Regions from separate parts of the Homo sapiens genome. Here region 2 is linked to region 1. The links are chromatin loops, found by intact Hi-C in ENCODE. Cell type or tissue: PC-9. All regions are shown on one strand. Links, peaks and the distances in the headings refer to the core of each region. The heading gives the core; the rest is flanking DNA. Region 1 has its middle 43 kb from the start of GCNT3. Region 2 overlaps GCNT3 (glucosaminyl (N-acetyl) transferase 3, mucin type).

Region 1 (15,267 bases), core at 2,316-10,315:
CCTGTGTGCTTATTATGGACTAAACATTGTTGCTAAATGCTTTTCTCATTTAGCTCCATAGCAATCTTATGAAGTTATTATTTTTATTCCCATTTTAAAGATGAGAAAAATGGAGGCTTAGAATTATTAAACTGTACAGACCTGGTATCTGAATTCTGGTTTTCTAACTTCAGTGTTCAGATGTCTAAGTACTGTGTGTTAAGCACTTGCTTGAGAGATTGACACATGGGGCCCATGTGGATAGGTGAGAAAAAAAATGCAAGAAGTGTTTACCTCCCCCTTTTTATTTCAATGTGGGACTATCTATAACTCACAGTTCTGGTAGGGATTGAATTTAATCATGTTGGATAGACCAAGTCCAGTATTAACTACTTGGATGATTGGTAGAGAAATAAGGCACATATAATCTATATAAATTGACAGTTCACATGTTGGAATTCCAACCTCAAGGTGATAGTATTAGGAGGTTGGGCCTTTGTGAGGTGGAACCACCATGATTAGGGTCAGTGCCCTTATCAAAGGCCTCAGAGCATTAGCTCATCCATTCCCCCACGTGAGGACACAGTAAGAAGGTGCCATCTAGAAGCCAGAGAGTGGGCTCTCCCTAAATACTGAATCTGCTGCACCTTCATCTTGGACTTCCCAGCCTTCAGAGCTATGAGAAATACATTTCTTGCCCAGTCCACTGGTAATGGGTTATCAGAACATATTAATATTAGTGTCACTGAAGTTGCTATACAACCCCCTACTGCTAAATTTGACTGGTTTTTTAGAATAAAAAAGAAAAGAAAGAGAAATGTCTTGTATAAGCTACTTAGTCTATGGTATTTTGACATTCAAAATGGGCTAAGACATAAGGAAATACAAGAGGAGTAACAGGCATGGGGGAGGCATTGAGGAGAGGAGGGTAGGTGATATGCTCCCTCTTGAGTATGAAGTGCTTGTGGAACATGCAGGCAGGCCTAGGAAAGGAATGGTTTGGGGTTTTATCTGCAGAGATGGGGAATAGAGGCCATGATTAATGGTCCACAGAGTTTCTGAAGCACAAAGGCCGAGAAAGGAATCCCTGGACCCAGTTGAGGGTCCAGCAAAAGAGGCAAGGAAGAGCCATTTAAATGCGTGCCCCATTTCCAAAGACAGGGTAAGTTCCTTAGCACAAGGAGGCACAGCTCATTCATGGTCTGGCTTTCTATGATTTCAGTTACACTTGGTCAACTGAGGTCTGAAAATAGGTGAATCAGTACAATAAGATTTTGTAAGAGAGATTGCATGAGAGAGAGAGCCCACACTCACACAGCTTTTATTACAGCATATCGTTATAGTTCTTCTATTGTTAGTTATTGTTGTTGATACCTTGCTGTACCTAATTTGTAAACTAAACTTGACCACAGGTCAAGGAAAAACATAGCATATTTTTTTTTATATAGGGCTCAGAACTAACTGCAGTTTCAGGCATCCGCTGGGCAGTGGTTGGGGGGTTCTGAAACGTAGCCCCTGGTGGATAAAGGGAGACTACTGTATCATTCACAGAGGCTTACATCTAGAAGGCTCTCAGCCGGGTGCAGTGGCTCATGCCTGTAATCCCAACACTCTGGGAGGCCGAGGAGGGGTGGGGGCGGATCACTAGAGGTCAGGAGTTCATCACCAGCCTGGCCAACATGGTGAAACCCCATCTCTACTAAAAATACAAAAAATCAGCTGGGTACGGTGGTGCATGCCTATAGTCCCAAGTGCTCAGAAGGCTGAGGCAGGAGAATCGCTTGTACCCGGAAGGCAGAAGCTTCAGTTGAGCTGAGCACTCCAGCCTGGGCAACAGAGTGAGACTCTGTCTCAAAATAAATAAAACTTAAAAATAATAGAAGGCTCTCAAAAGTATTTTTGGAGTGATGTATTTATTAGTGTGTGGTTAGCTGGCCTTTAAGTAAACTGAAACTTTATTTTTTTTTTCTTTTTAAATAATACATACTGATATATCCAGCAAGAGACTTGTCTAATAAATAGCTACTTATTAAACCAATAAATAGTTTTTCTTGAAGAAATAAAGTTAGGTCCCCACCTCATGCCATGGTGAAAATAAATTTAGAATCTATTATAGTTTTGTTATAAAAATGTTAGGGAAAATGGAGAATGTTCGTATTGCTTAAGGGTAGAGGTGACCTTTCAAAGCAAGACAAGAGCCTACAGCCATACCACCCTGAACGCACTCAATCTCTGTCTAATCTCCGAAACTAAGCAGGATTGAGCCTGGTTAGTACTTCAGTGGGATACTGCCTGGGAATACTGGGTGCTATAGGCTTAAAGAAAATAAGAATAGAAATAAAGCAAGACAAGACACACAGATGCTGTAAACACAAAATAAACCCTGAGATTTGACAGCATAAAAATTAGATGTTTCAATATGGCAAAAACCCAAGTAGATTCAAATGATAAACAGTAACCCAGGGAGAAAATGTTCACTTACTATTCATAATAAACAGAACTTCTATATGACAATTAGAGCTTGTCATGCCCTGCTGAAACCTACAGGGATATGTCTCATGACCTGCTTATGCTGTTGTCTTCAGGTGGGTACAGGTGTTTGGGTACCAGGGTTGTGAGACGGTCATTTAGTGGATATATAAGATAAACAGAATAAATCAGTTCAATTTTAATTAATGATTGGACAACTTAACAAGTTAATTCTATTTAAATGCCTTTAGCAGCAACTGGGACTTACAAAGTGCTTTCACACATGTAACTTGCTCAGCCTGGCCTGCGGGCCTGGCTGCCCCCACCTGTCTCCATCTACATCTCCAGTGACCCTCTTCCTCTTCCTTGTTCATTAGCCTCCTTGCTACTCAAAAACTAACATCTCCTGCCTCAGAACCTTTGTACATGCAGTTTCCTTCCTTTGGACGCTCTTGCCTCACATACGCTTGTGCTTGATTCCTCATTTCACTGAGGTCTCTCATCAAACGCCCCCTCTGTACACAGGCCTTATGGTCAGGGACTCTGTTTTGAGTCTGCTGTGTCCCTAGAGACTAGAGCAGAGCCCTCTCTATAATAGGAATGCAAAACCTTGTTGAATCATAGGATTCATTTATTAATCAATTACTTCATGAAATTTGTTTTTCTTCTGAGTCAAGATCTTCCCGTCACCCAGGTTGGAGGACAGTGGCACAATCGTAACTCAATACAGTCTTGATTTCTGGGGCTCAAGTGATCCTCCTGCCTCAGCTTTCTGAGTAGCTAGGAATGCAAGCGTGTGCCACTGCACCTAATTTTTATACTTTTTGTAGCAACAGAGTCTCGTTATGTTGCCCAGAAGCATCTTGAACTTCTTGCCTCAATGAATCCTCCCTGCCTCAGTCTGCCAAAGTGCTGAAATTACAGGTGTCAGCCACCATGCCCAGCCTACTTCATGTAATTTAATCTTCACAATAAAAAGACCTGTTTATCCGGGATATTTACATTTCTTTTGTTGTTGTTGTTTAGTTTTGTTTTTTGGAGACGGAGTCTCACTCTTGTCCCCCAGGCTGGAGTGCGATGGTGTGATCTCGGCTCACTGCAACCTCCGCCTCCAGGTTCAAGCAATTCTCCTGCCTCAGCCTCCCAAGTAGCTGGGATTACAGGCGCCTGCCACAACAACCGGCTAATTTTTTGTGTTTTTTTTTTTAGTAGAGACATGTTTCACCATGTTGGCTAGGCTGGTCTCGAACTGCTGACCTCAGGTAATCCACCTGCCTTGGCCTCCCAAAGTGCTGGGATTACAGGCATGAGCCACCACACCTGGCCAGATATTTACATTTCTTCGTCGAATAGAATACTTGACCTATTGCATTTTCTTACATCCCTCCAGCTCAACACAGCTGCCTCCCTGAAGCATTTCAAAGCCCATCCTTTCCAAATGTGCTAACGTGAATTATTCTCCCTACTCAGATTCCTCTGTCTAAATAAACATTCCTTGTTGTCTGGCCCCAGAATTTTGAGAGGTCAACTTGGGAGGATCACTTAAGCCCAGGAGTTTGGGGCTGCAGTGAGCTATGATAGCACCCACTACACTCCAGTGTGGGCAACAGAGCGAGACTCTGTCTCATCAATCAATCAATCAATTGTCCCTGTGAAACAAATGCCCGCAGTGAATACCACTGCAATATGACCCATTCTTTCCTCTGCTTGAAGATAAAAAGTAGGCCAGGCATGGTGGCTCACGCCCGTAATCCCAACACTCTGGGAGGCCGAGGTGGGCAGATCACCTGAGGTCAGGAGTTCAAGACCAGCCTGAACAACATGGAGAAACCCTGTCTCTACTAAAAATACAAAATTAGCCGTTCATGGTGGCACGTGCCTGTAATCCCAGCTACTAGGGACGCTGAGGCAGGAGAATCGCTTGAACCCTGGAGATGGAGGTTGCAGTGAGCCGAGATTGCGCCATTGCACTCCAGCCTGGGCAATAAGAGCAAAAATCTGTCTCAAAAAAAAAAAAAAAAAAAAGTGGCCAGTATACAAACTCAGTAAGTTTAAATATTTGAAAACTTTTATCAAGTTCCTTGTTAGCATTCCTGTTCCATGATGATTCCAGGATAAAAATGATATTACTGTTTCTTGCAATAATGTCCACTGAACGATAAGCTGTACTGCCTCTCTCCCTGCGAGACTTGCTGTCACACAACAGGCAGGTCTCAAGACAAACCTCAGCACCTTCCAGTGCAACATGGTGACCTTGGATTGTTTTATATCATGGCCACACTCAGAGCACCAGCACTTCATAGAAAATATAAATGCCGTTCCCGTGATCTAGTCTAAGGTAGGGAGAAGGTAAATATACAAAATTGATAAAATCTTTGTATTCAACAAGTTAAAACATGACCAGGCATGGTGGCTCATGCCTGTAATCCCAGCATTTTGGGAGGTCAAGGCGGGTAGATCACCTGAGGTCAGAAGTTCGAGACCAGCCTGGCCAACATGGTGAAACCCCATGTCTATTAAAAATATAAAAATGAGCTGGGCGTGGTGGCACGGGCCTATAATTCCAGCTACTTGGGAGGCTGAGGCAGGAGAATTGCTTGAACCCAAGAGGCAGAGGTTGCAGTGAGCCAACATTGCACCACTGCACTCCAGCCTGGGTGACAGAGCAAGACTCTGGGAAAAAAAAAAAAAAAAAAAAAAACTAAAAAAAAAAAGAAGTTAAAATATAATAGGGGATCCAGGTAATGAAAGCAGCTTATTATAATAAAGTCAGAATGAAAATATATGCTAAATAAAAGTCCAAGCAATGTGCTCTGGAAAAACAACCTGAATGGAGATAGAGAGAGAGATTTATTTGTGTTTAAGAATGAAGATGGGCCAGGCACAGTGGCTCACACCTATAATCCCAGCACATTGGGAGGCTGAGGCAGGCAGATTGCTTGAGCTCAAGAGTTCAAGACCAGCCTGGCCAACATGGCAAAACCCATCTCTACAAAAAATACAAAAATTAGCCAGGCATGGTGGTAGGTGCCTGTAGTCCCAGCTACTTGGGAGGCTGAGGCAGGAGAATCGCTTAAATCCAGGAGGCAGAGGTTTCAGTGAGCTGAGATGGCACCACTGCACTCCAGCCTGGGAGACAGAGTGAGACTCTGTCTCAAAAGAAAAAAAAAAAAAAAGAAAGAAGAAAAAAGATGAGGGTGCTTGGGTTCATATGGTAGACTTGGAGGAACAGGGATTAATTTAAGGTACAATAAAGAAGGGGTGATTACTGAGGACAGGTAGGATAACAAGTGCTTGGGTAAATAGGACAGTCTTGGGAAAGAGGATTGTTATTTCCTCCTTTGAGGACACGGAGGTGGTTGAAAAGAATGCATGAGGGTGTGGTGACATTTCAATGAGCCACAGGCAAGTTTATGCCACAATCTTCTCACAGAGGTGGAAGGCTACGTCACTGAGTGAGAGTGATGGCACAAGGAAGAATGAGATCGAAAGAGTCATGTTACAAGAATCAGGATGCAAATCAATATAATTCCAAACAGCAGGAGAGAATAAGAGAGAGACCAGGGATGAATAATAATCAAGCAGCCTTTAGGATCCACATAAAGGTTGATCACACAATTTTGGAATGAAGTCAAGCAACATGGTTCTGCTTTTTGGTTACTGTTTTTGCTAGCACTATTTAGACAGCTTGGGTACACATGTACGAAAATTTGCAGCTAAGTTTACATGAGGTTGAAGATTGACTGGCTCTTGAAAATCAAGGGTGAGAAGAAAGGAGGAAGTTTATGACAGCACACAAATGGTTGACCCTAAGGTCCAGGTGGGATAGGGAAACAAATGAAGGCAGAGGTGACTAAGGGGCTGAGAGAATAAGGAAAGGTTAGAACCAGAGGTTGAGATGCTATCGTAAGGCAGGTTTAGTAGAAATAAGGATACAGAAAAGATAAAATGTCAATGTCAGAGAAAGAAGCTTCACGGATTGTAATTTCAGGTCAATGTTGGAGAAAGGAAGACTCCAGGGTTTATAATTTCAGGTTCTACAAGAGGACCTGTCCAGGAGTTACTAACGTGAAGGGGGGTGTCAAGACACCATAAGGCCAGATGCTGGATAAGTCACTCATCTGGACACTGGAGATGCTCCAGATGACTGCCAGGGACTGAGTGCTGGGCAAGCCTGAGATCCAGGGACCAATATGCCCAGGGCATCTGGAAGAGACCTGGAGGCGGTGGCAGTAAGTATACACAGCAGGCAACAGGGCTGCCTGGTGGTGGCTTGAGAGGAAGCGATCAAACCACTGAAAGCAGACGTGGAGAGCACAGAGACGATGCCATCCTCCTGACTCGAGCGTGCAGGGACTATGAGGTTGTAGGGTGGGGTGCTTTTAAAAAATGGGGGGAGGAGGAGCGAGCCCACACAGGAGGATGAGGACAATAATAACAGCAAGGTTTTCTCCGTGCAAGAGATAGGAGGTCAGATTAGGTGAGGGAGCCAGGCCACTCCAGCAAAGGCCTTTTCCTTGAAGACCAGCAGGCCTCGTGGCATCCCCTCTCCCATCAGCCCTCAGCTAATCACTGAACCTTCTTTAAATCATAGGATTTCTTCCTCAGGTTTTCCTCAAGTTACAGGATTTCAGTGGTGGCATTATGCTCCCTACCCAAAGGGCCTTCAGGGCCCATTTTCTGAGTCGAAGTAACAGACATGAACTCTACAGAAGAGCTTTGAAGTACTTGCAACTGTCCGATAAAGAATGGGCTTCCCCCTAAGTAATAATTGGAGGTGTTCTACTGCATGCACCACAGTACCTCTCTGAATAACACACCCCCAAGAGGAAGGATCTGGAATCATAATGTAAGTGCATCATCTCCTGAAACCTTTCTCAGAGTGAAAATTAAAAGCCTGCTGTAAGGGATGACACCGGGCACTGAGTAAAATGCACGTTCTCGACTGGTGCTCCTGCCCCACTCCTTTCTTAGTATGTAACCATTAGTCCAGATTGATATTTTGCCATCTTATTTCTCAGATTGCACTTTTGTTTATGTGTGCACACACTATAGTTCCATTTGTCACCGGGAAAGTACAGCTATTAATTATCACCTATATTGACTTTCAGTTAATTGAAGGCAGGAAGAAGGAAGAAAAAGAGAAAAAAATCAAGCTCTAACAACTTGGGTTGGGGAAATAAAAGGCAAAGGTCATTGACAGATAAGAATATTTTACTGTACATAAGAATGGCTAATTTTTACTGTAGATAAGAATTTACTGCAGATTAGACTATCTAATTTTTTTCTTAGATCGAGTCTTGCTCTGTCGCCCAGGCCAGAGTGCAGTGGCGCAATCTCGGCTCACTGTAACCTCAGCCTCCCGGGTTCAAGCGATTCTCTTGCCTCAGCCACCTGAGTAGCCGCGACCACAGGCGCATGCCACCATGCCCAGCTAATTTTTTGTATTTTTAGCACAGATGGGGTTTCACCGTGTTAGCCAGGATGGTCTTGATCTCCTGACCTCGTGATCTACCCACCTCAGCCTCCCAAAGCGCTGGGATTACAGGCGTGAGCCACTGCGCCCAGCCTAAAAAGTTTTTTATTTAAAAGTTATAGTATGCTAAGGTTAATTAATGAGACAAATTTTATAAATTTAGTGTTGCCTAAGTGTACAGTGTTTACAAAGCCTACAGTAGTGTACAGCAATGTCCTAGACCTTCACATTCACTCACCACTCACTCACACACTAACTCACCCAAAGAACTTCCAGTTCTGGCCAGGTGCGGATAGGCTCACACCTGTAATCCCAGCACTTTGGGAGGCTAAGGCGGGTGGATCAGGAGGTCAGGAGTGCAACACCAGCCTGGCCAAGATGGTGAAACCCCATCTCTACTAAAAATACAAAAATTAGCCGGGCATGGTGGTGGGCATCTGTAATCGCAGCTACTCGGGAAACTTAGGCACGAGAATCGCTTGAACCCAGGTGGGCTGAGATCGCACCACTGCACTCTAGCCTGGGTGACAGAGCAAGACTCCGTCTCAAAAATAAATAAATAAATAAAATAAAATAAAGAAAGAAAAATGTTATTGTTGAAAAAAAAAAAAAAAAAAGAACTTCCAGTCCTATAAGCTCTATTTATGGTAAGTACCCTGTAATACAGGTGTACCATTTTCATTTTTTTTTCAGTTGAGACAGGGTCTCATTGTCTCCTAGGCTGGAGTACAGTGGCTCAATCCTAGCTCACTGCAGCCTTGAACTCCTAGGCTCAAGCAATCCTCCTGCCTCAGCCTCCCAAGTAGCTGGAACTACAGGTATGCACCACCAGAAGCAACAGGCCTAGGAGCAATAGGCCATACCATAAAGTCTAGGTGTGTAGTAGGTTATGCCATCTAAGTTTGGGTAAGTGCATGCTGTGATGTTTGCACAATGATTAAATCACCTAAAAATACATTTCTCGGAATGTATCTCCATCATAAAGCAATACATGACTAATTCTCTTTAGAATTTCTGGACTTGAAACAGCCATTTAATGCAATCAAGAACTTTTGCTGAAGGCTCATAATTCAGAGAAATACAACTGAATTCACTGAGAAAATTAGTTTTCTTTTTAAAAGAATTTTTAAATTTAATTTAAAAAATAATTCACACAGTTCAAAATTTTAATAATACAAAAAGCCTACAAACACTCTCATTTTCAGTAATGGCAAATTCGACCATTTGAACTAACCCTCCTGTTCAGAACAACTAGAAAAGGTCAACACAATTTTTTTTTCAATCTGCTTAAAACATCTAATAGCTAAAGAGATAGTGAAGAATTACTGGACCAGGATTCAGGAATGGATGAATAGCCTACAAGGTGAGCCTATCATTTAGGACAGCTTCCACCCAGGTGGCTTCTGCAGAATCTGGAAGAGACACCAGAGATAAGCTTCCAGGACCGGGGAACAGAATATGACAAAAGTAGAGACTCTGATCAATGTTTCTTATGTGATTTTGGTTGTGGCCCTTCAGAGCTGCATCTTAACTGTAAGAGTTAACACGTTGCAGGCTGTCTTTGAGTCATTTAAGTGACCCAGACAATGAAACTCTCTGGAATTAGAAAAGGTAAAGCCCCAGGCAGATGTCTGAGGCAAATTAAAATTCTGCCTGGGAAAAATAACATTTTGCTAGGCTTCAAGTTGTTTTAACAAATAAAGCCCAGTGGCACAATCGAAGATGACCAGGCATACAAGGAGCCAAGAACACATACACAAAAAGTAGCAGAAGGTGAAGCCAGGCATGGTGGCATGCACCTATATTCCAAGCTACTCAGGAGGCTGAGGTGGGAGAATCATTTGAGGTCAGGAGTTCAAGACTGTAGTGCACTATAATTGCTCCTATGAATAGCCACAGCACTCCAGCCTGGGCAACATAGCCAGATGCCATCTCAAAAAATAAACATTTTTTAAAAATTAGCAGAAGTTACAAATAATTAAAAACAATGTACAAAGGACTCCAAATATTGGAACTATCAAATACTGACTGTAAAGTTGCTTTGCTTATCTTGGCCATGGAGATAAAAGACAAATTAAACACATTGGCAGAGACCTGGAAACTGAAACAAAAACACCTGTTACTTAAAAAATTAGAATTAGAAATTCTAAGACTGAAAAATGTAACAGTTAAAATTAAGAACTTATGGGGCCAGGCACAGTGGCTCATACCTGTAATGCCAAGACTTTCAGAGGCCAAGGCAGGCAGATCATGAGGTCAGGAGATTGAGACCATCCTGGCTAATACAGTGAAACCCGTCTCTACTAAAAATACAATAAATTAGCAGGGCTAATTTTTGGTTGCACACACCTGTAATCCCAGCTACTTGGGAGGCTGAGGCAGGAGAATCACTTGAACCCAGGAGGCGGAGGTTGCAGCGAGCTGAGATTGTGCCACTGCATGCCAGCCTGGGCAACACAGTGAGACTCCATCTCAAAAAATAAAAAATAAAAAAACTTATGAATAGATTCACCATTAGATCAGGCATAGGTGAAGAGAAAATTTGTAAATCAGAAGTTAGTATGAAGTAATGGTATGCTGCTGGTAAAGCAGCTCTAAGGGGTAGAACCCCTAATTTATACTATTTGCCAGCTTCCATGGTATGAATACTCCTATCACGCCTCCATTTCAAGTTACCAATGGTTTAACAATGATCTCATAAATTTTCTTTATAAAAAATTTAGTAATAGGCTCTCACAAACTTGTGTAATCAAGCTACAGAACACCACTTGTTCTGAAAATATCTATATTGAAGCACAGAGAGTCAAAGGATAGAAAATGCAGATGAGAGGTAAGAGAAATAAAGGATGCAGTGAAAAGATGTCACATGTTTAACTGTAGTCCTAGAAGGAGAGGAGAGGGAGAATGGAATAGAGACAACCTTCAGAACGATATTACCTAAAATCCTCCAATACTGATGAAAGACATTAATCTACAGATTTAAGAAGTCTAATAAACTCCAAGCAGAATAGACTTTTATCAAGATACATAGGAAAACCGCAGAAATGCAGTTGGGGTGCAATGGCTTATGCCTGTAATCCCAGCACTTTGGGAGACCAAGGTAGGTGGATCACCTAAGGTCAGGAGTTCGAGACCAGCCTGGGTAACATGGTAAAACCCCGTCTCTACTAAAAATACAAATATTAGCCAGGAGTGGTGGCAGGCACCTATAATCCCAACTACTTGGGAGGCTGAGGCAATAGAATCAACTTGAATCCAGGAGGCAGAGGTTGCAGTGAGCCAAGATCATGCCCCTGCACTCCAGCCTGGACGACAAAGTGAGACTCTGTCTCAAAAAAATAAAAATAAATAAAAAATAAAGGAAAAAAGAAAACTGCAGAAAACCAAAGGCAAAGAGAAAAATCTTAAGATCTAGAAGCAACCAGAGGGAAAAAAAAGTACTGCTTTCAAAACAATTAGACCAAGAGCTCACATTTCAACCTAAATGATAGAAACTAGAAAATAGTGGAAAAATATCACCACACTTCTGAAAGAAAATAACTGCCCAACTAGAATTCTATAATAAAATTTTCCTTCAAGAATGGAAGTAAAATAACTTCTAGGCAAAAATTAAAGGAATGTTATTGGCAAACTGTACTAAAGGAAACTCTAAAGCGTCATCTCAGCCAGGCGCGGTTGCTCACAGCTGTAATCCCAGCACTTTGGGAGGCTGAGGCGGGCAGATCACAAGGTCAGGAGATCGAGACCATCTTAGCTAATACGGTGAAACCCCATTTCTACTAAAAATACAAAAATTAGCCAGGCATGATGGCATGGGCCTGTAGTCCCAGCTGCTGGGGAGGCTGAGGCAGGAGAATGGCATGAACCCAGGAGGCGGAGCTTGCAGTGAACCGAGATCATGCCACCGCATTCCAGCCTGGGCGACAGAGCAAGACTCCATCTAAAAAAAATAATAATAAATAAATAAATAAATAAAATAAAAAGAGTAATCTTCAGGTAGGCAAAACTGATCCCAGGTAGATCCCAGGTAGAAGCACAGAAATAAAGGAAGGAACAAAGAGAAACAAAAGCAGTAATCTAAATGAATATCAAACAAGAATAGCAATGTCTTGTGGTGTTTAAAATGCACACAGAAGTAAATACTTGACAACAATAGCATATAAGTTGAGTGGGATATAAAATGAACTCAAAGTGTTTTAAGATCCTAAGATTATCAGCAAAAGAATAAAAGCATCAATTAAAATTTGTTTTCCAAATTAACACATAGATTCAATGCAATCAGTCTGAATCCACATCTCAGCTGCCTTTTCTGTAGAAATTTTCAAGCTGATTCTAAAATTTACTCTAAAATTCATAAAAAGCATTTAAAGGACCTATATTACCCAAAACAACTTTGAAAAAGAAGAAAGTTGAAGGGCTAACAGTACCTGATTACAAGATTATGAAGTTAGAGTAATCCAGACAACATAGCGTCAGTATAAACATAGGCAAATAAATCAATGAAATAGAATGGCATCAAGAAATAAACCCATATACATATGAGAAGCTGATGTTTTTTATACATGTCAGTTAACACAAGTCAATGCATTGGAAAAAGGAAAGTCTTTTCAACAAACAATCCTGGAACAACTGGAATTCCATAAGCAAAAAAAGGAAAATAAAACTTGGACACTACCTCAAATTAATTCAAAATGAATTATAGAACTAAATTGAAAATCTAAACTATCATATCTAGAAGAAATCACAGAAGAATACTTGTGACCTTGGGTTGGGCAAAAATTTAAGTATGGCATCAAAGACACAATACATTAAAAAATAGATAAATTGGACTTTATCAAAATTAAGTCTCCTAGGCTGGACGTGGTGGGTCACGCCTGTAATCCCAGCACTTTGGGAGGCCGAGGAGGGTGGATCACTTGAGGTAAGGACTTCGAGACCAGTCTGGCCAACATGGTGAAACCCTGCCTCCACTAAAAATACAAAAATTAGCTGGGCATGATGGCGGGTACCTGTAATCCCAGCTACTCCAAAGGCTGAGGCACCAGAATCACTTGAACCTGGGAGGCAGAGGTTGCAGTGAGCCAAGATCGTACCACTGCACTCCACCCCGGGCAACAGAGCGAGATTCTGTCTCCAAAAAAGGAAAAAAAGAAAAGAAAAGAAAAAACAGAAGTCTGACAGAGCCACACACATGCGACTATGCAGAAACAGGTGCTCAGGCAAGGAGAGAGCATCTATGGAGAATAATTTGACCCTTGCGATCAAAAAAACAAATGTACCTACTCTCTGACCTACAATACCATTTCTAGGAATTTTTTCCTATAAAAGTACTTGAATGTATTTAAAACTATGTTAGTATAATGATTATTTATTGAAGCATGGTTTGCAATAGCGAAGTACTAGAAACTTTAACATCCACCAATAGGGAAAGTTAATTAAAATTATAGGAAATTCATGCAATGCAATTATTTTTTAAAAGGCAGGGGGAGCTCTTTATGTACAGATAATGAAAAGATTGTCAGGATATATTTTTAAATAACAGCAGGTAAATGTCACTAGGTAAAGAAAGTGAGAGTAAAATAATGAAAATAAAAAGACTAGCCAGAGGCGGAGATGGTGTTTGCAACACATATCACAAAACACTATCAAGCAGAGACCCATGGAAGGAAAAGAAACACTCCCTTTTGCAATGCAAAAAAGAAACTAAAAAAATATGGAAAGAGACAGGCATTTACAAGAGAAAATTCAAATGCCCAATAAACATAAAAATGTGCTCAACCTCATTAGTCATCAAGAAAATGTGAATTACAACCTCCCATCACCAACTACCATTACAGACCAGCCAGGGTAAAAGTATAAAAACCCAATAAAACCAAGTGTTAGAGAGGATGTGTATTAATAGAAACTCCAGCACACTGCTGCTGTGAGTATAAATTAGTACAGCCAGTTTGAAACAGGTTGGCAGCATCTACTGAAATGAAAGAGATTCACACTCTGAGACCCAGCAATTCCACTCCTAGGTATATAACCACCAGAAATGCGTGTGCTTATTCTCCAAGATACATGTAAAAAAAATATGTTTCAAGCACCCTTATCATTAATAGCCCAAAACTAGAAACAACCCAAACGTTCATCAACAGTAGAAAAAGGGCGGGGCACGGGGGCTCATGCCTGTAATCCCACCACTTTGGGAGGCCGAGGTGGGCGGATCACCTGAGGTTGGGAGTTCGAGACCAGCCTGACCAACATGGAGAAACCCCATCTCTACTAAAAACACAAAAATAGCCAGGCATGGTGGCGCATGCCTGTAATCCCAACTACTCGGGAGGCTGAGGCAGGAGAATCGCTTGAACCCAGGAGGTGGAGGTTGCCGTGAGCTGAGATCACGCCAGTGCATTCCAGCCTGGGCAACAAGAGCAAAACTCCGCCTCGGGGAAAAAAAAAAAAAAAAAAAAAAAAACCAGTAGAACAGATATATACATTATAGAATATTCATTTAACAGTGTACCCAGCAATAAAAATGAATGAACTACAGCTATACACAACATGGATGAATCTAACCCAAAAAATGTTAAGCAAAAAGAAACCATTACAAAAGGACATGGAATATGAGGCTAGTAACGTGAACGAAACAAATGGTCTTTGGATTTGCACATCTAGGTGACAGAACTATAAAGCAAGGAGGTGATGACCATAAATCAGGATAGTGCTTACCTTTGGGGAGAGGTTGTGATAGAGAAGACAGGGTTTATGGGGTGATACAGTGTTCCTTTTTATTTTTCGAGACAGGTTCTCACTCTGTAGTACAGGCTAGATTTCAGTGGTGTGATCATAGCTCACTGCAACCTCCAACTCCAGACTTAAGCGATCCTCCCACCTCAGCCTCCCAAGTAGCTGAGACTACAGGCACAACTGGGCACCACCACACCAAGCTAATATGTAGAAATGTGGTCTCACTGTGTTGCCCAGGCTATTATCAAACTCCTGGCCTCAAGTGATCCTCCTGCCTCAGCCCTCCAAAGTGCTGGGAATTACAAACATAAGTCACCATGCCCAACCATGCAGCATTCTATTTCTTGATCTGGATAATGGCTTTATAGTGTTCACTTAATAATTTATTTTGCAAAGCACTGATATTCTATTCTTTCCCATATGTCTATTTCACCAAAAGGTGTTGTATTAAGGTATACAGTGAAAAATCCTGCTACCACTTACCCTTTTCTTTTACCATCCATATCCTACATCCTCCTTGACATAAAACCGCTTTTATTGGTTTGCTATATATCCTTCCAAAATGTTTTAAACACACATAAGGGATTGATTGATTGATCGATTGATTGAGA
Region 2 (15,267 bases), core at 7,268-15,267, 52 kb before region 1:
ATAGGCTTCAAAACTGGTTCTTTTGCCTGTAGGCAGAGATGTGAAGGTATACTTTCCACTTCTGGAGACACATGGGCAGCACTGATTCTTTGGCCAAGTTAAGGGATGGACACAGAAGCTTTGTGCATTTCTCTTTCCTGCTTCTACTCCCTCTATTCCCTGATAGGAATACTCTATCTGCAGACTTCCACATTTAGTCATGCCAGAGTAAGAAGGATGGGACTTAACTTCCTTCTATAAACAACTAGAAAAGTAAATTAAGTATATGAAACAAACGTTTTCCACATATTGGACCACAGGCAGCTGTGACAGGACTGTAATCCCTAAGAAAGGAAAAAAATAGGATGAACCCTGTAATCATCCCAGCTCTCTTCATGGAGGCAATATCCAAGCTGCAGGCACAGGGAAAGGAAATAGAAACAGAACCTGGCAGTCTTGCGGAGTTGAGGAAAGGTGAGATAGTTGAAGCTGCAAGCAGATTTCCAGAAAGGAGAACACTATGGAGGGAAAAAAAAACCTCCAGGAATCTATACCGTGGTCCCCTCGAGTCCTTACTGAGTGCCTGGCTGCATAGAAGCAGTGACACTCCGCTAGGCCAAGCTAAGAGTGGGGAGTTGGAAACAGCAATTCCCAAAGCTCACACTGGGGGATGCCAGAGGGAAGAGTCCTCTGTAATCACCCAAGACATTAGAAACCCCAAGGTCATGCCTTGGTAGCAGGCATCAAATATCCCTTGAATGAAGGCTGCTTGACTTAAACTCACCCTAGCAAAGCGGAAAAGCAGACTCAAGGGAGATCACACTGTTCCACAAATATTGCCAAAATGAAGCCCAACACAAGTAAACGAAGTCCAGATCCTCAATAACTTAAGAGTTACAATGTACTCCATCTAACAGAAAAATGACTAGACATGCTAAGCAGCAGGAAAATGTGACCATAATGAGGACAAAACATAATGAACAGGAACAGACACAGAAATGACAGGGGTGATACAGCTAGCAGACAAGGATGTTAAAACTGCCATTTTTGTATTAATACAAATACTTAATGAGAAAAATCAAAGATTTTTTTAAAAAGCAGAACTTCTAGAGATGAAAGATACAATATATGAAAACAATTAACTGAATAGCAGACTAGATACTAAAGAAGATCAGTGAAATTGAAAAACAAATTTTATCTAAAATACAGCACAAAGAGAATATAACTAGGGAAAAAAGGAATCAAACCTCAGAGATTTTTGGAATAATATCGAGTGGCTATATATGGAAGGGAGAACAGAAAGATGAAATTAAGGAGACAGTGGCCAAATTTTTCCAAATTTGACGAAAACTATAAACCAACAACGAAGAAGCTTAACTCCAAGCAGGATAACCACAGTACATCAAAATCTAATTGCTGAAAAATAGTGATAAAGAGAAAATTTAAAAGCAGAGGTAAGAGACACTTTATACCCACAAAAACAAAGATAATGATTTCCAAAGACTACTTGTTAACAGCTATGCAGCTAGAAGACAATGAAATAAAATCTTAAAAATACTGAAGACCACCTCACACCCATAAGGATGGCTACTAGCAGAGAAAAAAAAATTAATAAGTGTTGGTGAGAATATAGACATAGTGGAATTCTTTTACAGTATTGGTGAGAATATAAAACTGGCACAACTAAGGAAAACAGTATGATGGTTCCTCAAAAAATTAAAAATAGAATTACCAACCAGGCATGTCGGGTCACACTTGTAATCCCAGCACTTTGGGAGGCTGAGGCGGGAGGGATTGCTTGAGGCCACTAGTTAGAGACCAGCCTGGGCAACATAGAGACTCCCATCTCCACCAAAAAAAAAAAAAAAATTAGCCAGGTGTGGTGGCATGCACCTGTAGTCCCATCTACTTGGGTGGCCAAGGCAGGAGAATTGCTTGAGCTCAGGAGTTCGAGGCTATAGTGAGCTATACCTGCGCCACTGCACTCTAGCCTGGGCAATGGAGCAAGACTCCATCTCAAAAAATATATATATATGTATATATATGTGTGTGTATATATGTGTATATATATGTATATATGTGTGTGTGTGTGTGTGTGTGTGTGTGTGTGTGTGTGTGTATATATATAAATTTACCAAATAATCCAGCAATTCCAGTTATGGGTATATACCCAAAAGAATTGAAAGCATTGGCCAGGTGCAATGGCTCATACCTGTAATTCCAACACTTTGGAAGGCCGAGGCAGGAGGATCCCTTGAGCCCAAGAGTTCAAGACCAGCCTGGGCAACATGGCAAAACCCTATCTCTATTAAAAAATAATAGTACAAGAAATTAGGTGGGCATGGTGGCAGGCACCTGTAGTCCTAGCTACTTGGGAAGCTAAGGTGGGAAGATAATCCGAGCTCTGGAGGTCAAGGCTGCAGTAAGCCGTGACGGCGCCAGTGCACTCCAGCCTGGGTGACAGATTAAAACTAACGTCTTAAAAAAAAAAAAAAAAAAAAGCTAGAAATGATCAAGCTTACAAAGGAAGACATGTCAAAAGCTGAGCCTCTTGTGTCAAAGTCAGCCAAGTCATAAACACAATGGAAAAATTCCTGAAGAAAAGTAAAAGTGCTAGTTCTTACTCCATTTGCAGAACCCCTAAAAAAAAATTAAAAAAGTGCTACTTCAGTGAACGCATGAGTAAGAAAGTGAAACAGTCTTTTTGCCGATATGGAGAAAGTTTGAATGCTCTAGACAGAAGAGCAAACCAGCCACAACATTCCCTTAAACCAAAGCCTAATCCAACCAGCCACAACATTCCCTTAAATCAAAGCCTAATCCAGGCAAGGTCCTAATGTTCTTCAATTCTGTGAAGGCTGAGAGAGGTGAGGAAGCTGCAGAAGAAAAGTCTGGAGTTAGGAGAGGTTTATTTGTGAGGTTTAAGGAAAGATGCCGTCTTCAGAACATAAAAATGCAAGATGGAGCAGTAAGTGCTAATGTAGAAGCTCCAGCAAGTTATCCAGAAGATCTAGCTAAGATCATTGGTGGAGAAGCCTACACTCAACAGATTTTCCTTGTAGACCAAACATTCTTCCATTGGAAGATGCCTTCTAGGACTTTTGTAACTACAGAGGACAAGTCAATGCCTGGCTTCAAAGCACAGGCTGACTCTCTTGTTAGGGGCTAATGCAGCGAGTGACTTTAAGTTGAAGCCAGTGTTCATTTACCATGCTGAAAATCCTAGGACCCTTAAGAATTAAGCCTGGATGACAGCACATCTGCTCATAGCATGGATAACTAAACATTTTAAACCCACTGTTGAGAACAACTGCTCAGGAAAAAAAAAAAAATTAATGCTTGTTGAAAACATACCTAGTCACTCAAGCTCTGATAGAGACATACAAGGAAATTCATGTTGTTTTCACGGTTGCTAAGACAACATCCATTCTGCAGCCCATGTATCAAGTAGTAAGTTGAACTTTCAAGTCTTATTTAGGAAAAACATTTCGTAAGGCTATAACTATCACAGATAGTGATTCCTCTGATGAATCTGAGCAAAGTCCATTGAAAAATCTTCTGGGTCAGGCATGGTGGCTCACACATGTAACTCCAGCACTTTGGGAGGCCAAGGCAGGTGGATCTCCTGAGCTGAAGAGTTCAAGACCAGCCTGGCCAACATGGTGAAACCCTGTCTCTACTAAAAATACAAAAATTAGCTGTGCATGATAGCGCATGCCTGTAATCCCAGCTACTCAGGAGGCTGAGGCAGGAGAAATGCTTGAACCCAAGAGGCAGATGTTGCAGTGAGCCAAGATTGTGCCAGTGCACTCCAGCCTGGGTGACAGAGCGAGACTCTGTCTCAAAGGAAAAAGAAAAACCTTCTGGAGGCCAGCCATGGGGGCTCACGCCTGTAATCCCAGCACTTTGGGAGGCCGAGGCAGGTGGATCACCTGAGGTGTGGAGTTCCAGACCAGCCTGACCAATATGGTGAAACCCTGTCTCTACTGAAAACACAAAAATTAGCCAGGCATAGTAGCATGTGTCTGTAGTCTCAGCTACTTGGGAGGCTGAAACAGGAGAATTGCTTGAGCCCGGGAGGCAGAGGTTGCAGTGACCCGAGATCGTGCCACTGCACTCCAGCCTAGGTGACAGAGACTCTGTCTCAAAAAAAAAAAAAAAGAAAAAGAAAAGAAAAGAAAAGAAAAAAAAGAAAAACCTTCTGGAAAGGATTCACTATTTTAAATGCCTTTGAGAACATTCGTGATTCATGGTGTGGAGGCCAAAATATCAACATTAACAGGAGTTTGGAGAAAGTTGATTCCAACTCTCATAGATGACTTTTTGGGGTTCAAGACTCCAGTGGAGGCCAGGCACATGACTCACACCTATAATCCCAGCACTTTGGGAGGCCGAGGCAGGTGGATTGCCTGAGGTCAGGAGTTCAAGACCAGCCTGACCAATATGGTGAAACCCCATCTCTACTGAAAATACAAAAGTTAGCTGGGCATGCTGGCTTGCACCTGTAGTCCCATCTACTCGGGAGGCTGAGACAGAATTGCTTGAACCCTGGAGGTGGAGGTTACAGTGGGCCAAGATCATGCCACTGCACTCCAGCCTGGCTGTTAGAGTGAGACTCAATCTCAAAAAAACAAAACAAAAAAAAAAAAACTTCAATGGAGGAAGTAACTGCAGATGTTGTAGAAAGAGCAAGAGAACTAGAATCTTATCTCATGATAAATTGGAACAAATGAGGAGTTGCTTCTTATAGATGAACAAAGAAAGTGGTTTCTTGGCCAGGCATGGTGACTCACACCTGTAATCCCAGCACTTTGGGAGGCCAAGGCAGCTGGAGCACTTGAGGTTAGGAGTTGGAGACCAGACTGGCCAACATGGTGAAACCCCATCTCTACTAAAAATATAAAAATTAGCCACGTGTGGTGGCGCACGCGTGTAATTCCAGCTACTCAGGATGCTGAGTTGGAAGAATCAGTTGAACATGGGAGGCCGAGGTTGCAGTGAGCCAAGATCACGCCACTGCCCTCCAGCTTGGGTGACAGATCAAGACTTTGTCTCACAAGAAAAAAAAAAAAAGTAAAGTGGTTTCTTGAGATGAAATCCACTAACGGCGAAGATGCTATGAACATTGTTGAAATGACAACAAAGCATTTAGAATATTACATAAACTTAGTTGATAAAGCAGCACTAGGGTATGAGAGAATTGACTCTAATTTTGGAAGTTCTCCTGTGAGTAAAATGTTATCAAACAGCATGGCATGCTACAGAGAAATCTTTCATGAAAGGAACAGTCAAACAATGTGACAAACTTCAATGCTGTCTTATTTTTTTAAATTGCCACAGTGCCCCCACCTTCAGCAACCACCACCCTTGACCAGTCAGCAGCCATCAACATTGAGACAAGACCTACATCAGCAAAAAGATCATGACTCACTGAAGGCTCAGATTATTAATATTTTTTTAGCAATAAAGTATTTTTTTGCACTGGTTACCCAATAGTGTTTTTAAAATAATGCATATACATTGTGTTTTTAGACATAATGCCATTACACAGATACGGTGTAAACATAACTTTTATATACACTGGGAAATCTAAAACTTTGTCTGACTTGCTGTATTGCAAAATTTGCTTTACTCAGTGTCCTGGAACCAAATTCACAATAACTCTGAGATATGCCTGTATATATATGTTTACTACAAAACATGTTCAAGAACGTCCTTAGGAACACAATTTATAATGGACAAAACTTGGAAACAACCCAAATGTCCGTCAACAGAATGGATCGACTATGGTATATTCATACAATGGATTATTACACAGCAGTGAGAATCACTGAACTGCTACAAAAAACAGATGAATCTTGTAAACATATTGTTGAGTTTCCTGAATCACTGAACTGCTACATACAACATAGATGAATCTTGTAAACATAATGTAGAGTTTAAGGAGCCATAAACAAAGGAGAACATAGTACTTACATAAAATTCAAAAACAGGCAAAATAATCTGTGATGTTAGAAGTGAGAACAATGGTTATTTTTGGAAAGCCATCGGAAAGGAACACAAGAGATACTCTGGGTTGCTGGGAATGTTCTCTTTCTTGACCAGTGTTCTAGTTACACAGGTGTGCTCACTTTGTAAAAATTCTTGAGTTAGATATTTGGAATTTTTGTATTTTTGCATACGGATATTATACCTCAGATAAGATGTTAGTTGAAAAAGAGGCTGGATACAGCGGTTCACACCTGTAATACCAGCACTTTAGGAGGCTGAGGCAGGAGGATTGCTTGAGGCCAACAGTTCAAGACTAGCCTGGGCAACATGGCAAAACCCCGTCTCTACAATTTTTTAAATTAGCAAGGCGTCATAGTGCATGTCTGTAATCCCAGCTACTTGAGAGGCTGAGATGGGAGGATCGCTTCAGCCCAGGAGATTGAGGCTGCAGTGAGCCATGATCGTGCCACTGTACTCCAGTCTAGGCGACACAATGAGAGAACCCCACAGATCCCACAACATCCACCCATCTACTACAGCTGAGTCCATCCACGCTGCCTTCACTCCTGTTACTGTAGGTGAACTGTTCATACTTCCATGAAAGACAAGCCTTTCTTCTTGGGCCCTTAAATAATCATCTCTCTTTTCTTTCCAAAGATGTCATCATTCTGGCAAGCCTCCCAACTCATTCCTACATCTTTTCCTCTTGACTAGATCTTTCCCATCAATATACCAACAGGTTACCACTTTATACATTTTCAAGATAACCTTCTCTTAACCAGTTACTTTACTTTTTTTCTGCTTCTTTTGGCTTAAAGTAAAACTCCTCAAAAGATTTTCTATACTTGCTGAATCCACTTTTGTTCTCCCTGAACCACCTCCAATCAAGTGCTCACCTCCGCACTTCACAAAAACCGATCTTATCAAGCTTACTTACCTACATGTTGTTAAATCCAATAGTCACTTCTTCATCCTCATCATATGCAAGTCTCAGCAGCTTTTGATGCAATCATCAGCTCTCTCTTTCCTGAAACACTTTTTCCTGTTTGCTTCCAGAACATCACACTCACCCTGTTTTCCTTCTACCACTCTAGTTGCTTCTTTCCTACTCTCTTTTGCTGGTTTCTCCTTGTCTCTCTGCCCTCTGCAATTTGGAAACTGCAATTCATTTGGTAACCTCTATTCCCTTTTCTCTCTTTTAAGGTTCTTATCCGTTTCATGACTTTACACAATCTGTAAGCTGTTAAACACCAGGTAAGTATCTCCAATCCAGATCTCTCTCCCAAATTCAGACTTCTATATACATTCATCTCTTCAGCATCTCTACTTGGATATCTAATAGCCATCTGCAGTTTTATATGTTCACAAAGTCCTGACCTTCCCTGAAAAACCAGTCTTCCACAGGCTTCCCATCTTAGTTAGTGGCAACACCATCCTTCTAACAAGATAAAACCCTTGGAGTTATTTACTCCTCTATTTCTCTCCAACTCAATCTGTCAGCAAATCCTCACACTGAACCTTCAAAATACTTCCAGGCTGGATGCGATGGCTCACGTCTGTAATCCCGGCACTTTAGGAGGCTGAGATGGGGGGATCGCCTCCTATCTCAGGAGTTCAAGGCCAGCCTGGGCAACATGGTGAAACCCCATCTTTACAAAACATACCAAAGTTAGCTGGACATGGTGGCATGCACCTGTAGTCCGAGCCACTTGGGGGGCTGAGGCAGGAGGATCACTTGAGCCCAGGAGGTCGAGGCTGTGGTGAGCTGAGATCATGCCACTGCACTCTAGCCTGTACAAAAAAAAAAAAAAATTCCAGAATCTGGCCACTTTCACCACTTCTACTACTACGGCTTTGGTTCAAGCCACTATTGCATAGTGCCTGGATTATTGCTATAGTCTCCTAACTGGCCTCCCTGCTCTACCCTCGCCCCCAAGCCAGTCTGTTCTCAATGCAGCAGGCTAGAGTCATCCTATTAAAATGTGAGTTCTCTGCTCAGAAACCCCTACAATGGCCTATTTCACTCAAAGGAGAAGACAAACTCCATACAATAGCTTAAAAAAGCCTCTACTGGCCTCCTCTGTATGCCCCTCTTAACTCCTCTTCTTCTCCTCCTTTAATCCACTTACAATAGCTTCCTCGCTGTTCCTGAAACATGACAGGTGGGTTCCTGCTTCAGGGCCTTGCAAGTCTTTCCTCTAGAATGTGATCTTCCCCCTTAATCCTCATGGATCATTTCCTCGTCTCCTCAGATGTTTTTATTTTTCCTTGAGATGGGGTCTTGCTGTGTCACCCAGGCTGAAGTATACTGAGTGGTACAATCATTGCTCACTGCATCCTCGACTCCTGAGCCCAAGTAATCCTCCTGCCTCAGTCTACCAAGTAGCTGGAATTACAGGTGTGCACCACACCTGGCTAATATTTCTATTTTTTGTAGAGACAGCGTTTTGCCATGTTGCCTAGGCTGGTCTCGAACACCTGGGCTCAAGCAATCTTTCCTCCTTGGCTTCCTGAAGTGCTGGGATTACAGGCGTCAGCCACCATGCCTGACCTTCCTTCAGATCATTACTTGAACATCACCTTTTCATCGAGGGATTTCCTGTCCACCCATGGGTGGGTGTGTGGGTGTGTGTGTGTGTGTGTGTTTTGGTTTTGGTTTTGTGTGTTTTTGTTTTGTTTTTTTGTTTTGAGACAAGGTCTCACCCTGTCGCTGAAGCTGGAATGCAGTGGCACAATGATTATAGTTCACTACAGCCTCTAACTCCACAGGCTCAAGCTTTCCTCCTGCCTCAGCCTTCCAAAGTGCTGGGATTACAGATGTGAGCCTCCACACCCAGCCCAGGCCACCCTATTTAAAATTTTAAATATCTTCCCTTTCTACTCCATCCTCCCAAGTTCTCCATCACTTCCTTTGATCTCTATCATTTGTTTCCTTATAATAATTTACAGTCTGTTTCCCACTAGTATGCAAACAACACAAGTGTTGGAATTTTTGTCTGTGTTTTGACTGATGTATCCCCAGTGCCAAGAACAATTCCTGGTAAACAGTAAGAGCACAATAGTTGTGGGATGAAGACGTTATCTCATTGATTGCCAGTACATTCAAGCTTCATAGAGGCAGAAACCATATCTTATTCATCTTTGTAATAAAAAATTAAATGGGCCCAGTGTGGTGGCTCACACCTGTAATCCCAGCACTTTAGGAAGCCAAGGGGGTGGATGGCCTGAGGTCAGGAGTTCGAGACCAGCCTGGCCAAGATGGAGAAACCCTGTCTATACTAAAAATACAAAAATTAGCTGGGCATGGTGGCGGGCACCTGTAACCCCAGCTACTTGGGAGACTGAGACAGGAGAATCACTTGAACCCCAGAGGTGGAGGTTGCAGTGAGCCAAGACCATGCCACTGCACTCCAGCCTGGGCAAGAAGAGCAAAACTTGTCTCAAAAAAAAGACTAAATGGAAGCAGTAAGATCAGATTCTTGGGGACAGGTGCAGTGGCACCTGCCTGTAATCCCAGCTACTCAGGAGGCTGAGGAAAGAGGATTGCTTGAGCCCATGAGTTCAAAACCAGGCTAGGCAACGTAGTGAGATCTCATCTTTAAAAAGTAAGAAGAATCTTAAAAAAATAGAAAAACTGATCTTTGGCTCAAGTAAGGTACTTAAAGCAGACAAGCAGGCAGGGTATTTAATTATTCTTTTTTTTTTTTTTTTTTAAGAGTCAGAATCTTGCTCTCATGCCAGTTTGCAGTGCAGTAGCACGATCATGGCTCACTGCATCCTCAAATTTCTGAGCTCAAGTAATCCTCCCACCTCAGCCTCCTGAAGTGCTGGGATTACAGGTGTGAACCACCACACCTAGCCCCAATGTTTTTTCCAGTTTTAATCAAAGTATTTGACCTCCTCAACTGATGTATGTCATATGTTCCCAAGCAAGGTTATCAACGGCCTTCTCCTTCTTTCTTGAGAAATTTTCAAGCTGGGCATGGTAGCATATGCCTGTAGTCCCAGCTACTCAGGAGGCTGAGGCAGGAGGATCGCTAGAGCCCAGGAGGTTGACCTGGGTTCAGGCAATCCTCCCGCCTCGGCCTCCCAAAGTGCTGGCATTACAGGTATGAGCCACTGTGCCTGGCCTTCTTTCAGACCTTTACTTGAACATCACCTTTTTATTGAGGGATTCCCTGTCAACGCTTTTGTGGGTTTTTTGTTTTTGCTTTTTGAGACAGGGTCTCACTCTGTCACTGAAGCTGGAATGCAGTGGCACAATGATCATAGTTCACTGCAGCCTCAGACTCCCTGAGCACGCCTGCAGTTCCAGCTACTCAGGTGGCCGAGGTGGAAGGATTGCTTGAGCCCAGGAGGTCGAGGCTGTGGTGAGCCATCACTGCAGCACTGCACTCCAGCCCGGGCAACAGAGTGAGTCCCCCGTTTCCAAAAAAAAAAAAAAAAACATTTTTTCCACTCAACCAAGAGAAAGACAAAAACTACAATGAGCAGAGTGTACAACAAAAATGCAGTTATTAAAACAATGCTTACCAATAGCCCACAGATAAAAAATAAGGAGGAAATCCAAACCCTGAGAGGTAATACAAACACAGTTGTTCAATTAATTTGTGAGATTTTTCCTTACCAGAGAACGGTTAAAGACACAGATATGACTCAGAGGGAAGAGAAAAATCAGCAGATGTGTTGGTGTATGATTTCTATAATACACTAAACAAATGAGGGCTAAATTCGACCCCTCTGATATGAAGACCCTGTGTTATTAAATAAACAGCACTTCCTACGCACCTGAATATATTTCTAGAGAAAATTTCAATGGTTGAAAAATTTCAGTAACTTATCCCCAAAAAAATGACAAGTTCACATTTTAATCTTTTTATTTATATAAAAAATTATAAATTATTTCACATGAAAGCTTTTGGAGTAAGTTAACTATGAGGCCAAAGTTCTTTTCTCAGAGAATCTGCACCCAGGGAGGCTTTTCTGCCTACTTCCCACGGTGGCCGTGTGCCCCTTCTACCTCCTTCAGAGGAGGACCAAGGACCATCACATCAGCCAGCAGGGGGAGGCCGTGATCGATCACCACTGCTGGCAACAGACCTCTCAGGGCACACCCACTGTGTATACAACTAGTCATCAGTCATCTCCGTAGTGGGGTTGGGAGCAAAGTGAATAGGACTCTATTACAATGCAGGCAAGTTGGTAGTGACAATGACCATTATCTAAGAAGTACAACCTTACCAAAAAAAGGTAACTTTTTTTTTTTTTTTGAGACTCAGTCTGGCTCTATCGCCCAGGCTGGAGTGCAGTGGTACGATCTCAGCTCACTGCAACCTCTGCCTCCCATGTTCAAGCGATTCTCCTGCCTCAGCCTCCCAAGTAGCTGGGATTACAGGTACCCACCACCATGTCTGGCTAATTTTTATATTTTTAGTAGAGATGGGGATTCACCATGTTGGCCAGGCTGATCTTGAACTCCTGACCTCAAGTGATCTGCCTACCTTGGCCTCCCAAAGTGCTGGGATTACAGGCGTCAGCCACCACACCTGGCCAAAAGTAACTACCTTATAAATAAAAAATTCACTGTGTCAGACACAGTGATAACTGTCAGAGTTACAGGGTTTGCATAGAGAAAGTTGATCATGACAGAAAACTTGATGAATTGAATGACAACACTCAGAAAGGGCTGGGTGCGGTAGCTCACGCCTGTAATCCCAGCACTTTGGGAAGCCAAGGCAAGTGGATCACTTGAGGTCAGGAGTTCAGACCAGCCTGACCAACATGGTGAAACCCTGTTTCTACTAAAAAAATACAAAAAAATTAGCCAGGCAAGGTGGCACACACCTGTAATCCCAGTTACTCAGGAGGCTGAGGCAGGAGAATCGCTTGGACCCAGGAGGCGGAGGTTGTAATGAGCCAAGATTGCGCCATTCGTTGCACTCCAACCTGGGTGACAGAGTGAGACTCTGTCTCAAAAAAAAAAAAAAAAACAAAAATCAGAAAGGAAGAAACATATTAATGACATCATGACGTATTAATGGGAGCATCCTTCAGATTACACCAATTAACTTGCATATAAATCACCTTTCCAGGGCATATCGTATGCAGAAGATGAGCTGTACTATATTCAAAGGGCACTGCCTATGTTTTTATAGTATCCCTTGCCCATCACAGAAGAGTATAACTTAGCCAACAACCATCTCTGGAGCTTCGGAAAGGAAACTGTTTCACTAGGTAACACTTGGGAGGTAGCGTGCTGTATGTGTGTATACATACACACACATATATGTATTTACACATACCTTATTGTCTCCCCGCAAGGAAATGTGTAATCTGCAGAATCACTAATAGCGATCCTTCCATTCGCATTCTGAAATAAGAGTTTTGACTCAAGAGGGGACCAGGCATGGTGGCTCACACCTGTAATCCCAGCACTTTGGGAGGCTGGGGCAGGTGGATCACTTGAGGCCAGGAGTTTGAGACCAACCTGGCCAACATGGTGAAACCCCATCTTTACTAAAAATACACAAAAATCAGCTGGGCATGGTGGCTCACATCTGTAATCCCAGCTACTTGCAAGGTTTGGGGGGAGAATCACTTGAACCTGGGAGGCAGAGGCTTCAGTGAGCCAAGATCATGCCACTGCACTCCAGCCTGGGCAACAGAGTGAGAACCTGTCTCCAAAAAAAAAAAAAAAAAAAAAAAAAAAAAGAGTTTTGACTCAAGAGGCCTAAACATGGAATAATAAGACATCCTGGTTTAACTGAATAGTCCTAGTTTATTTTTATTTCTCAATACAATTATTAATAGTGCAGACTCTCCCCCTACAAAAACATGTTCCACTTTGAATAATGAATTACACATTACCTTACCTGATTGGCTATTATCTCCTTTATGGAACATTAGCTAAGCTTTGGCTGTAAAGTGGACAAAATTAGAATTAGTGCTGCGATTTTCCTGTAAGAGTACAGGAAAGGTGGTCAAACTGGTTAAATCACCCTGCCTTTTCCTTTACAGAAAAATCACAAACCTGGCAATATAAACAAAATGAGGATGGCTTTTAACAATGGAAGAACCATCCCTGTTCCCCTGTCTTCGTTAGAATTTGCTATTTGTAGGCCAGGCGCAGTAGTTCCCACCTGTAATCCCAGCATTTCGGAAGGCCGAGGCGGGCAGATCACAAGGTCAGGAGTTCAAGACCAGCCTGGCGAATATGGTGAAACCCGGCCTCTACTAAAAATACAAAAATTAGCCAGACATGGTGCTGCATGCCTGTAGTCCCAGCTACTCAGGAGGCTGAGGTGGGAGTATCGCTTGAACCTGGGAGGCGGAGGTTGCAGTGAACTGAGATTGCACTACTGCAGTCCAGCCTGGGTGACAGAGCAAGACTCTGTCTCAAAAAAAAAATTGCTATTCATGCAGCTTGTCAGGACCATTTCAGAATAATGAGAACTCTCTTGCCAGCCCCTAGGGATTTTAAATGTCATGAATAGTTATGAGAAAAAGTCTCACACACTTTATCTGTTTATATTTATATTATTTCTGGCATACTAGGCAAAAAGTAGAGGTAATACTTTGAATCAGGAGCTATTTATTTTTAAGTTAACAGTACAGAAGGGAAGGTTCTCTTTCCATCAAAGTTCTCCTCCACGCTACCAAACCTGGAATTATTAGGAACGGCAGCTCCACAGAATGGAAAAGCTACCAGCAGGCATTCAACTGAAATCAAGTGCTCTACCACATATCCCTCCTTCACTCTCCCTATCACAGCAGTTCTCATTCTCACTTAGTGAGAAAGTTAGTGGAGGAACTACTAGGGTTAGGGGTGAGAGAACAAGCAGCATTCACCCAGGCAGCAATTTGCAAGGCAAAAGATCTACTTACCCACACTCTAATAGCAGCCCTCTTATCCTAAAGGATGCCACGAATTGCAAAGCCCTGGTCTCCCACCCACACTGTCCCAGCAAGTTCTGAGCATGTTTGTACATGCTCTTGCCCCACAGGTAGCAACGCTCTCATAGTGTGTCTCAAAGTTCAGTCCCATAGATGGCCTTATAACGTAGGTATTCTTCTAAGCACTGAAGAGCATTATCATCTACCTTTGGGTCAAACTTGTTGGCCAACAGGTGATGGTTTTGAAGCATCCAATTCAAGTCCCCAGCCCCATAAACGCAGATAGCCCGCTGGTGGATTCCAGAGCAGGGAGCATAAGGAGCACCCTTATCGATGTCTCCCTCATGACCCTGCCACTTGACCAGCCTGGCAATAGAAGTCATGTCTGAGATGTCGTACTTGGGGTGGTTGGGAACAGAGCCAGGCATCCACCGTGCACGCTGAAGGGTGGCCCAGAGGTGTTCATCTGGGCTATAAGTGTCTTTTACCCATTCAATCAGTTGTTGGGATTTAGGGTTCTTCAAAACATGTTGGACGAAATCTCGGGAAGCCACAATGTACGCATTCCCTGTAAACATAGTTAAATTATAAGGGGGAGGATCCTTCTTCTTGTTGGTTAGGTGTAATGTGTCTCTCACTACCTCAAAGTGATATTTCCAGCGGGTTTCTTTGTGCTTAGGAGGTACCTCTGACTCCATGCTATTCCTCCCATTCAACATCTTGAGAGCCTGGACCATCTCTGCATTGCTCTTTATAGGAAAGTCCGTCCCACATGTATTCAGGAAGTATTTCCACGGCACTGAGCTCTGGAGCAAGTCTTCCATGCAGTTGAGGTCAGCTTGCACCCTGGACCAGGAGGCATAAACCACCCGAACCAGCTTACTGGCTATGAAGACATTTGGGAAGCAAGAAATAATTGCTTTGACCGCCTCTTTGAAAGTTTCTGGGGACTTCTCATCCACATGGACACAGTATATGTTCTGAGGGGCATACACAGCTCGCAGTAGCCTTTCAAAGTTTTCAATCTTCTCATGAATCACCATAGAGTATGCAATAGGGAACTCCACCTCTTCTTTGCTCAGTGGGAACTGTATGAACTTCCTTTCAGCCTTGAAGTGCTCACAGTCTCTGGTGAGGGAGAGGTAGTGGGTGTCTGTGAAAGGCTCTCGCTTCTTCTTGACCTCCAGGTTATTCAGAATAGCCTGAAGCACTGCCTCTTGGTCCCCTCGGGTGACCCCTGAACAGTTGATAGACCTCTTTGCTGGAAGTTTCAGGAAATTATACAAGATATTCCTACAGTACTGGCTTTGAGATTCCCTGGACTCCAGACCCAAGTGGTCAGAGTCACACTTCAACCTGAAAGAAAGTTTCAGAGCCACAGTGGCCAGCAGCATATAGCAGCCC

What was found. Peaks named below come from ENCODE experiments on the same cell type or tissue, not always from the same donor. Only the 100,000 strongest peaks of a DNase experiment are listed, where the experiment ranks them.
Region 2: it touches region 1 in a loop (3.0-fold over the local background); 2 of 110 quality-filtered maps call a loop at or near these places.

What each region holds. Positions count from the first base shown.
Region 1 is chr15:59,561,132-59,576,398 of GRCh38, reverse strand. It overlaps the pseudogene RNA5SP396. Among named protein-coding and RNA genes, the nearest start is that of GCNT3, 43 kb to the left of the region's middle. In PC-9, for the core only: no CTCF peak of the experiment used is centred there; DNase peaks (open chromatin) are centred at 5,848 and 8,858; H3K27ac peaks cover 3,187 bases.
Region 2 is chr15:59,618,286-59,633,552 of GRCh38, reverse strand. GCNT3 (glucosaminyl (N-acetyl) transferase 3, mucin type) reads right to left here. Exons shown (of 3, transcript NM_004751.3): 3 at 10,830-15,267. The coding sequence ends at 13,998. Among named protein-coding and RNA genes, the nearest start is that of GCNT3, 14 kb to the right of the region's middle. In PC-9, for the core only: a CTCF peak has its summit at 10,994 (motif pointing right); a DNase peak (open chromatin) is centred at 11,082.